Linked DNA regions of Mus musculus: region 1 is linked to region 2. Evidence: chromatin loops called from intact Hi-C (ENCODE). Cell type or tissue: left cerebral cortex. All regions are shown on one strand. Each heading gives the region's core, and the rest is flanking DNA. Links, peaks and the distances in the headings are about the cores only. Region 1 overlaps Fbxo21 (F-box protein 21). Region 2 holds the start of Gm30466 (a long non-coding RNA gene).

Region 1 (5,368 bases), core at 268-5,267, 66 kb before region 2:
TCTTTAATCCCAGTATTCAAGGGTCAGGCAGGCTGAGCTCCATGAGTTTGAAGCCAGCCTGATCTACATAGTTCCAGGACAACCAGAGCTGCACAGTGAGAACCGTCTACAAAAATCAAACAGCAATAACAACAGGTTATTCTTTTCCAGTGATGTGCTTTGTTGACAGTGAGGGTTTGTAAGAGGGACAGGGTGTCCGAGGGACTCGACACAGGGTAAAAGCAGGGAATGGACAGAAGGTGTGAGAGCCCTAGCCGGGCTCCCTAGGAACTCACTGGCCATCTTCCCCTGCTCCACAGGTACGGCTACAACTGTGTGATCTACGGCTGGGACCCTACGTGCATGATGGGGCATGAGTGGATCCGAAACATGAATGTGCACAGCCTGCCTCATGGCCACCATCAGCCCTTCTACAACGTCCTGGTGGAGGATGGCTCCTGCAGATATGCAGCCCAAGGTAAGGCACTCGCTGGACCTGCACTGGCCTCTGCCTGACCATGTGGTCCACACCAGCCAGACTCCTAACTGCCATATCTCCCCGCCTGGCTTCTAATACTGGCCCAAAGCCGCCCTCGTGTGGCCACAGGTGGGAAGTGCAGTCCCTTTCACCATCCCTGTGTGTTGGCGACCCCAGGAAGTCCTAAGCCGGGGATAGGTGGAGCTGAAGAGCCAGAGCGGAGACTACCTTGTGAGCCTGGTGTGCTTTCTGACCAGGAAGATGCACAAGATTGTATTAATTAGAGGGGACGTGAACGATGGACAGATGTACTCATGGGTACCAAGTCAGCCTGGGATGCAGGCTCAGCCTCTCTCATGCAGAGCTGGCTGGAGCTTATGGAGGCCACTTCCACTTTGCCCTGCCCAGAAGGATGTGAAGCAGGAGCTTGGCGATGGGCTCTGGCCTGAACCGTCAGGCTTGCTCTACCCACACTAAAGCTGAAAATACCGAGGGCTCAAGTGGCAAGGTTTCAGAAGGCAGGAATAGTTCCCACATATGTGACCATGTCGTGTGGAGGCTAGGAGGACCCTGCAGTCACAGCACGATGGGTCTCTGGGTAAGGCGACGGTGCCGCCATGCTCCCTGGATGTTCTGCAGGCTCCCACAGCTTTTGAAGCTGAGTCCAGTTCAAACTCTCCAGGCTCTGTTGGGTGACTGGTGAGGGAGACTTTCTGTCCTCAGAAAGCTTATGGGCATGGCAGCACCAGGCACATCAGTTGTCCACGTATACACAGTAGGTGTGACATCTTTACATAGAGCATGGAAGTTTCTAGAAACAGTTCATTTAGTCTTAGATCATTTGCCTGATGCACTTGATAAACCGAGGACTGAACTTTAGATGTTCTGAATAGCTCAAGCCAGCAGTCTACGGAAAAAGGAAGTGTGTGGCCCACTGACCCAGTGCCACACAGTGGCAAGTGCCTGTAATTGTGTTGGTTTCCAGTGGCCTTCCTGTCAGCCCAGAGTGTGGCCTCTCCCAAGGGCTGCTATTGCTGGCTGTGGGGTGCAGGGGTGGCAAGGGACTCTTCCTGTAGCCACACTCAGGCATCACTCACCTTCCTGGGCTAACCTGTCCCTGCGACCTGTGAACTGTTGATTTATGTGCTGGGCTTCCAGCCTGGGTTCTCTACCCCATGATCCTAAGTGTCTGCTCACATTCCACCCTGCCTGCGCCTGCCGACACACTCCGCACGGTGCTGTTTGCTGCCAGCGGGCTCCTCATCTGGATGTGTTTGTCACTGAACAGGGATGTGGACTTTTTGCCAGCGATCGTAGGAGCGTTATAGAATCCTGCTTCGCAGCTAACTAGAGCTGCAGCAGCACTAAACCACATGGCTAACAGCCCATGTTCCATCAGCTTCCTCATTGCCCAGTGGTCACAGGGCAGCCCTGCACAGTGTGACAGGCTCAGCCACGTAGTTCCGCTATGGCTCCCTCCCTCTGCAGAGCCTGGCATTATAGCACAGCTTCTCTCTTCAATCTCTGCTGCACCAGGACTTGAATTTTTTTTTTGTTTTAGGCATCTAGGCATTGGTTGCCCAGGCTGTCTGACCTTCTAGCTTGGCTCACTGTCTCTTTACCTCTGCTTTCTCTGTGACCTGGCAGTGAAGTCTGAGGCCTGACTGCATGGCCATCACTACCCCACAGGCCACCCCACCCAGAGGAGCGGGGATCATGGCCCACACCAGGTGGTGTTGGGTTTGACCCTAGGTAACTCGGCTTCTGTCATTAGCAGGGAGTCATACTGTGTCCTGTGAGTGTCATTCCCCAGAGACCTACGACACTGCGGTTTGCCCTAGCACTTGGTCCAGGCTGACGCAGGAGTAATGTGCTTGAGGCAGGCGTGCCTGCTGCATCTGCTCAGTGACAGGAGAGGCTTCTCCCTGGGCCGCTCCCCACCCCCGCTCCCCGCCAGGAGCCTGCTTCTTACTCCAGTGTGTCATGGTCTCTGAGGACAGTTGGGTGCTCACAGCCCATGGCCATAGGATGGAGACCTTGCTAGATTTTAAATTTTTTTTAGAGAAAATTACTGTTTTTGTGTGTGTGTGTGTGTGTGTGTGCGTGCGCGCGTACACACATGCCATGAGCATGGGGTGTACACACATCCCAAGCATGTGCTGGAGGCTGAGCCAGCGTTAAGGAGCTGGCTCTCCTCCCCCTTTGTGTGGGTCCTGTGTACACAGCTCGTGCTTTTACCCACCGAGCCAACTCAATGGTCTGAGCAGCAACATGTTTTAAAAGACTTTATTTTGCTTTAAATTATGTGCCTGTGGGGGGGTGGGGGAATGGTTAGTGCAATGCCTGCAGAGACAAGAGGTGTTGGTCCTTTGGAGCTGGAGTGATTGGGGGTGTGAGCCGCCCACACAGATGCTGAAGCCCGACTTGGGCCCTACCCACTGGGCTCTCAGTAGCCAGCGCCCTACATTTTGAAACTGCTCCCTTCAGCTTCCCTTTGAGCGTCTCTGCGTTAGTTCATTTGTATTGTGTGTTTTAGTTCAGATCTAATTGTCAGTGAGTCTAGTTTCCTGAGTAGCGAAATGACTTTCTAGTCCTTAGCCCTCCAAAGCATGCGTGGCAGACCCCCTGCTGCCACCAGGGGGAGCACTGCACACACTCTGTTGGCTCCTGTCCTTCACTCTATGGAGGTGTGCCTTTCTGGGGGGGTGGGGAATGGGGATGGTCCCCCCCAGGCAGGCAGGCGATGTCTCATCTGTTACCTAAGGGCCCTTGGTGAGGCTTTGAGCGCAGGAGCCGTAGCTGGATGGCAGGTCCTTCCATAGCTCCTGACATTTCCTAGGCTGCTCTTCCACTGCAGCCTCACACCGTCCACTCCTGCTGGCACGTGTGGTGCCAGGGTGAGGACCCCCGAAGTGGGAGTGAGGGGTATAAAGTGACAGTTGGTTATGTTCGGGGCCATTTGGCCTTCTCTTGTTTAGATTCTGTGTGGTGAGGTGGGCACAGACTGTGGCATGCAGGAAGAGATGAGAAGGGGGCTTGTGGGAGTCGGCTCCCCCCACTGTATGGGTCCTGGGGGGCAAACTGAGGTCTTAGGGTGTCTACAAGTGCCTTTGCCCGCTGAGTCATTTCAGTGGCCTGGCATTGTCTTTTAGGGATAAAATATCAAGCGTTCACTCTTCTGGTGGCTCCACCCCACAACCCTTTGACTAGAGACATCCACACTTAGTACCGAGAGAGGTCTGTGGCCTCTGTTCAAACAGTGGAGTGGAGATAAATGCGTACTGTGCATTTGGTATAGATGGCAAGTTGAGTACTAGACTCCAGGGTGTGCAGGATGTGCTGGCCGCTGTCCCCCAGAGAGGGCGGGGCCAGGCTAGGCGCCCATAGAGGGCTCCTGTGGTGTCTCTTGCGCGCCTGTCCATGGAGTTTAAGGAAACACGTTTCTCCCGAGAGCCGCAGCGTTGTGCTGCTTAGAAGCATATCAGGTGACAGGTTACCTCCAGATGCATGGCCTCTGTCCTGCTTGCTGTCTTCTCTCCTGGGAGATGCTTGTTGTAGGCTCTGTGCTTAGGGGTGAACAGCTGTGATCCCCACACTTGGGAGGCAGGAGGAGCATTAGTGTGAAGCCAGCCTGGGCACCTTAGTCTCAGAGTAAACATAACATCAGGCTGGGCAGCCTGGGGGTAGAGCACTCACCTAGCGAGCACAAGCCCAGGTTCAGTTCCTCAGCACCACAACTGGCCAAGGGCCAGCAGGTCAGGGCACTGAGCCCAGCTGGAGATGGCCCAGGCAGCCCAGAGCTCCCAGGTTCTGCCCACTGTCTTGCCTCAGCTTTCCAGAGTAGCCTCTTACTAGAAGCCATGTTCAGAAGCCTGCAATAGCTACCCAGCCATGTTGTCCCCACAAAGCTGTTCCCCCTCTCCCCACAGGCATTCAGAGGCTAGAACTCCCTGCACAGGCCACTGCTTAGCACCCAGAGAGGGTGCCCCCATGGGTGGGGCTGTGCGGCACAGGAGCTCCTGTGAGCAGGCTGTCTCCTGAGCAGATGAGCAGTGGACAAGGAAACAAACTCCCAGTGCTGGGACCTGTACCCTGTGGACGCTCAGCAGTGCCCCTGAACTCCCCCCACTGCAGTCCAGAGCAGCTCCGGAGCTAACCACAGAAATGCCTTCAGACTTTTAGGGTTAGCCTCCCGTCGACCCCCACTGCACTAAACAGGTCAGCCTCAAAGGAGAATCGAATTCCCTCTAAAATTGAATTGGTTTCTGTCACCTGTCCTGCCTGCAGTGGCAGATACGCTTCATGAGAGCAAGGGCCTTCACTTGAGGTGCACTGTGGGGCATGAGTCCTCTGCGGCTGGCCTGCAGTAGTTCTGTGAAACAGTTGCCAAGGGTGCCCTAGTGTTACAACCTTTAGAAGTGTGAGCATGGAGACGCTGACATGGCTGCCCACCCCGCCACCCCTGGCATTACACTGCGGGGTCTGACCCAGCCAGAGCCCTCAGCAGTCTCTCCCATGGGGTGGGACCAAGATGATAGTGCACTGAGGCTGCCACGGGGCCTGACCAGAGTAAGCCCCAGGTTCAAAAGTGCCCTGCAGCCTAGAAGTGCTAGGCCTCCTGGCATTTCCTCTGGTGGACACTGTCTCTGACCCTGCGCCCTCCCTCCTGCTCTGCAATCAGCCTCCTGCCTCCACACTAGGGTCTTGGTGTGTTGCTGCTCTCCTGACCGTGTGACTTCACAGCGTGTGTCCCTAACCCAGTCTAAAGATGCTGCCCCAACAGTTTCCCCAGGTCCTCCAGATTTGTGGCTAAAGGCAAACAGATGGTTGGCCACACTCTACCTCACAGAGACAAGCACAGGGACAGCCCTGGCTCTAGGCCTCTGGGAGTGTCTGGGTTGGGCTGTGTGC
Region 2 (5,368 bases), core at 105-5,104:
CACTATGTGTGGATTTGTCCATGACACTCTGAAGGCAGAGTGGGTGAGCTATGGCTGCGTTTGTCAGGAAGAGACACCACCGGCTAGGCTTGGAGACTGACCCTATCCCTGTGCAATGACCCTTTCCCTCTGCAGGAAGGATGGCTGTCTCCTTCATAGCACATGTACAGGACAGAACAGCTCCTACAGGTAAGGTGGCCCTATAATTATCAACGGTGTGAATCCCAGAGGAGGGGCTGCACTGGAGGGTGCCTGGAGGAGACAGCTGGGGAGGCTGACAGCTGGGGAGGCAGCTTGGAGGCTGACGCTTGCCTATGCGTGTGAGATTCTGGTTCCACCCTCAGCACCACACCCAGGAGACAGTGCAAGTGAAGGCCCTGTGTCCCTGGCCTATGGAACGAGGGGGGGTGTCACTGCTGCCATAGGCTGAGGGGGAGGAGCCACCCCTGGAAAGGTTAACTCTGAGTCATCAGCCAGTCCTACCAAAGCCTGAGGAGGAGGAGGAGGAGGAGAAAGGCAGCAATGGAGTCTGGTTCTGTACAGGGCAACAGGGCTGTGTGGCCACAGTCATACAGGACACTGTCCCCAAACTCCCACCATGTGCTGCAGAGCCTCTCTCCAACTCTAACATTTGTAAAACTGCCCTTTCCACGTCTACATGAGGTGACACCCTAAATACTGTCATGGGGGAAAGACAGTGCGAGGTCATAGCTGTATCCAGCCATGATGTCACGGGGTAAGCGGCAGACAGGAAGGGGGCTCTGAAAGGCCAGCTGGTCCACAGCAAATTCATAGGCATGGATCAGGCCACGATGTCTAGAGGAAGCAGAGATAAGCACCAGTCAGCAAGGCTGCTGTGTGAAGAGACAGGCATAATCTTGGCTGGCTCTCACTGCGATCACTGCTCTGAGGCCACTGTGTCAGATATGCAGACCCCAGAGACAGTGTCTATGAAGAAGCATCTGCAGGGACCTCCGCGCAGTCTGCCTGTTAACTGACAGTGTGTCTCTGCTGCCCCCAACCCCAGGAGCAGCTGCAGAACTGCAGACAGACACTCGGCATGGGCTCCAAATTTCTACAAAGCCAGGACAGTGGCCGATACCCCGAGAGGCCGGTGTGACTGGGACGGAGCAGGGACACACATGGAGCCATTTCTCAGATTGTGCAAACTCCGCCCAACCCCACACTGACCTCCTGTGACAGGCAAAGTTGTCGAGGTCGGAGTTTCGCAGCACCTTCTCGTAGGGCACGTTGGCAGTGATGAGGCTGTGGCTATTGAAGGAGAGATAGCGCACAGGGTGCCTGCGGTGGGAGGAAGAGAGCTGTAAGGTGGGAGCAGCCTTCCCCGGCTGGGCCTGGCAGAACCCTAGGCACTTTCCATTATGGAGAAGGAACTGGGCCCAGCTTCAGCTCCAAAGCAGGCGCAAGCAAGGCCTGCTCTGGCACCATGTCATTTAGCAAACACACTGCTAACCTCCTATTCTAGCTGCCTGCCTCAACAAGTTGGTGTATTTGGGATATAAGAGCATTCAGCTTGAGACAAACCTACAACATGGCTCAGAAAGCCGAAGAGCCATGGGCCAGTTCTTATCCTCAGGGTGATGGCTACAGTTGACAGCACCTGCATCTGGTGAGGCCATACTGTGACCCAGGGTACAACAGAGAGTGTAGGCTCCTAAAGATGGGTGCTTGCCCTCAGAGGCTCCACAGTAGTGGGAAGCTAGGAGCCCACCTCTGCAAGGAGGAGGACTACCACACCCAGGGGGGCTAGCTGAGACCACTAGGGAGGGAGGGGGGAGGCCTGTGGCAAGAACAGGCCCTTTGGCAAAAGCACACGAAGGAGAGGAAGCTGGTGAGGGAAGGCAGGCTCAAGACAGGGGAGCAGACAGCAGCTGCACTAGACGGAGCGTGGAACAGGCACAGGGCGCCTACGGAGAGAAGGCCTTAGTGGGGGTGTGAAGCGCAGGGGCCTCCCCTTGGTGGTGAGAAGGACAGGCACTGTCCTGGACACACAGAGAACCAACGAGAGTACTGGCTTTCAGGCAAATGCTGGTTCCAGTGTGGGACGTTTGAGCTGCCTTTTGGCACCACCTGGTGGCACCATGGTGTATCAGCAGTGAAGTTGGGGAAGGGCAAGGCCTGAGGCAGTGTGGTAGACAGGGGTTCTGATCTGATAAGAGCTGCTAGCCAAAGTATTCACCGCCCTGCCGGCCAAGAAGGAACCCAAATTTACTTTGGCTTCACAAACCCTCTCAAAGGTGCACAGACCTTCACTTAAATAAAGGCAGAGCTGTCTTGGTTTTGTATCTGGTGAAAGCTATGTTATGCTCTCAAGCTGGGCACTTCCACAGCGTCACACCCTCTCGTTCCAGAGGAGCCAGTGTTCAGCTAGGGGACTCCAGGCTGCTTCTCAAGTCACAACTGAGGCAGGCTCACATGAACAATCGCACAGCAGGGCTCCAGTCCTAGAACTCTGTGGCCTGTGCCCAGACAGGATTCTCCTCTCAACACTCCTGCTCACGCTGAGATGACCCCCCCTTAGCTGAGGCCCACTCAACTTGCACCCCAAGTGCCCTTCCTCACACTGAAGGGAGGCACAGACAGACACATTGAGTCTGGCACATGGAGGGGTTCTGCGCCAACCCATCCTCCTGTACACTGGAAATCAGTCTCCCCAAGCTGGCTCCCTCCTTTCCCTGGTAATAAAGATGAAGGCATTCATACCGTAACCTGTGCCACAGTTGTGAGGCCTTCACTGCGTCCTAAGCAGCTAGGATGCTTAGTGAGGGCTGTATTACCGAGAGAGGAGTTCAGGTCTTGGACTGGTATCTTTCCAAGCCTAGGTCACCTCTCCAGCAAAAGTGCTTTCAGGAAGGCGCAACGAGGGCACAGGTGGCCTGGAACCACAGTCTGTACACGGGAGTCAGCTTACCTGGAGTGCACTTCCCACAGCTTCTGGTTCATGCGGTAATCCCACACAGACACCAGCCCCTCCTCGCCTCCACTGACAACCTTCCAGTCATCCATCTGGACTGCGGACACCCCCAGCTGATGGGCAGACAGCGACAGGGCGATCTTATCGCTGCGGAGGTCATGGATCCTCACTCTGGAAGAAGAGCACGGGGAGAAGGGGGTAACTGAGGAAGCCTGCAAGAACCAGCACCGCAGCCCCTAGAGCGTCCTGGAGGGATTCTCCCATGGGAGTCACCTGCAACACAGAGGAGCTTTGTCTTGAGATCAGAAACAAATCTGCCAAAAAGCCAGGCAAGCTACTCCAGGGCCTGGGGTGACGTTTACCTGGAGGTTGTGCCTCCCTCACTGTCCAGGCCCTGAAGGCATCACGGAAACTTGCCTGTTTGTGGTCACCAGGCACACAAGGTACAAGGATGGGTGTTACAGTTCTGAGCCAGAAGAGCTGGATTTCAGAGCACATTTTTCCAAAAGTTTGGTAAACTTGCCCTTGGGGAGCAGCGGCCAGAGCTAAGGAGAGCTAACTTCCTTTCTACAGACGGTGTTTTATTAAGTCCCGAACTCCCTTTCTTCCCTCTGTTTATCACCTCCCGGGTCCCGGCGTCTTGAGATCTGTCCAGGTTTTCTGCTTGTCTTTGTTTCTTTTTTCTTTTCTTCCTTTTTCTTTTTCTTTTTTTTAGTTCAGTGTCCAAAATTCAACACTGCTGCTGGGTGAGTGGCCAGGGAAGGAGTCTGGCTCTTGCATGTATCCCTCTCTCCTGACTGCAGATGCAGCATGACTATAGCCTCACATTCCAGCTACCGTTGGACCCACCATACCTTCAGTGACTGCTAAGCTAAGGAAAACTGAGAGCCTGCCTGCCTGCCTGCCTGCCTGCCTGCCTGCCTGGTGAAGTCAGGCTACCAGCCACAGGCTGCATCAGCAGCACAAGACAGGCCCAGAGCTTCTGTTTCAGAAGCCTGGGCAGCCTTCTACCACAGACCACTATCACCCCTGCCGTGCAGAATCACCGACCTTTTAGACAGAGCTGGGCGGCTGTGGAAGGGGTGAGGCTGCCGCCTTCATTCACAGTGCAGGGGCAGTGAGGACGTGAATACTACGCTCCTGCTCACAAACAACCATCCATCTTCCAGAATGAAGACACCGACCCTGACCACGAACTTTATGAGACGGCATGGCCAACAGTGGGAAGCGTGGAGGCAGGGGCATCACACTGAATGGAGGTCCTGGTGACGCCCTGGGTTAGTGCTAGTGAACACTGATCAGAGTAAAGCATACATATGGGAGGATGCCACTTTAAACATGGGAGCACGCAAGAAGTCTTCAGCAGCCCGAGGGAGGAGGAATGCCCAGTTAAGGAGTGATCATTAGGCTGACAGGGAAATGAGACTCCATGGATGTGAATGACTGGATGGGGTGGGATGTCGTAATTAACTGCACCACATGAGGCCACCACAGGACAAGTTGACAGTGGACCATGGGACGACGTGCAGATCTCTACCTGCTCACACGCAGGTGCAGATGGACCACGGGGACAAGAACTGCCCAACTGTGACAGTGATTGTGGACCAGGGTCAGGGGTGAGTGGAGACAGGGAGCCATCACAGGGCTACATAGAGGCTACCACACTGGCTTCAGGGTGCAAAGTACACTTCCCATAAGCACAGTTCAGAAGTTAAATGCTAAAAGCAGTTCCTTGGAAGGGAAAAATGTAACCAGAGCCCTAAGGGAGGTTTTTTATTTTATTCAAGGTACTACCATGGTGTTTTAAAAATCAGGCCTCAGAGGATGTTGGCTTCGCCCTGGTACCACACACATGTACATACTCAATTTGTTTCAGACCATTTACTGGTTTCTTGGCCACCATGAAGTAGGTATAATGTGAAACAATGGAGGTTGAGATCCCAGCACCAGGGAGATGAAGGCAGGAGGACCAAGAGTTCAAGGTGATTCTTGGCTATGAGGCTACAACAAAGCAAGCTCAAGATCGGCCCTGGGTATAAGAAATCCTGCTGTGAAAGCACACCAACAACAGATGACCACAGTCCTGGGGTGCGGCATGGAGGCCGCATGGCAAGATGGGAGTGCAGACTCACCCCCAGTCTCACTCCAGTGACACGCATGACTGCTTGGCTTCAGGCCTCTATAGGCAGAGAGACCCAAGGCTGTTGGGGACCCAGGAGGGAGCCTCAGGCTGGAACCCTAAACAGATGGGGGTGGATGCTTCCCTGCACAAGCTGGCTAGTGAGATCTACCAGGGCCCCTCTGTGAGTGCTTACAGTACGGCTGTTATGAATACAAGGGCAAGCACCTTTGGTCCATTAGTTCAAAGCTTGTCTTTTTGTGCTGTGTCTACAACAGCACAACGGTACCAAACAAGACAACACACACCAGAGA

Evidence for each region. A loop is a pair of places that touch in the nucleus more often than their neighbours do. Peaks named below come from ENCODE experiments on the same cell type or tissue, not always from the same donor. Only the 100,000 strongest peaks of a DNase experiment are listed, where the experiment ranks them.
Region 1: it touches region 2 in a loop (5-fold over the local background); 29 of 42 quality-filtered maps call a loop at or near these places.

The regions. Positions count from the first base shown.
Region 1 is chr5:118,001,716-118,007,083 of GRCm38, forward strand. Fbxo21 (F-box protein 21) reads left to right here. Exons shown (of 12, transcript NM_001346588.1): 11 at 300-457. Among named protein-coding and RNA genes, the nearest start is that of Tesc, 23 kb to the right of the region's middle. In left cerebral cortex, for the core only: CTCF peaks have their summits at 590 (motif pointing left) and 3,086 (motif pointing right); DNase peaks (open chromatin) are centred at 589, 2,355 and 3,068; H3K27ac peaks cover 443 bases.
Region 2 is chr5:118,067,414-118,072,781 of GRCm38, forward strand. It overlaps Fbxw8 (F-box and WD-40 domain protein 8), which reads right to left. Exons shown (of 11, transcript NM_172721.2): 9 at 2,933-3,106; 10 at 1,192-1,302; 11 at 1-816. The coding sequence ends at 672. Gm30466 (a long non-coding RNA gene) reads left to right here and starts at 3,102. Exons shown (of 2, transcript XR_387640.4): 1 at 3,102-4,017; 2 at 4,105-5,368. In left cerebral cortex, for the core only: a CTCF peak has its summit at 2,097; DNase peaks (open chromatin) are centred at 379, 1,255 and 2,085; H3K27ac peaks cover 930 bases.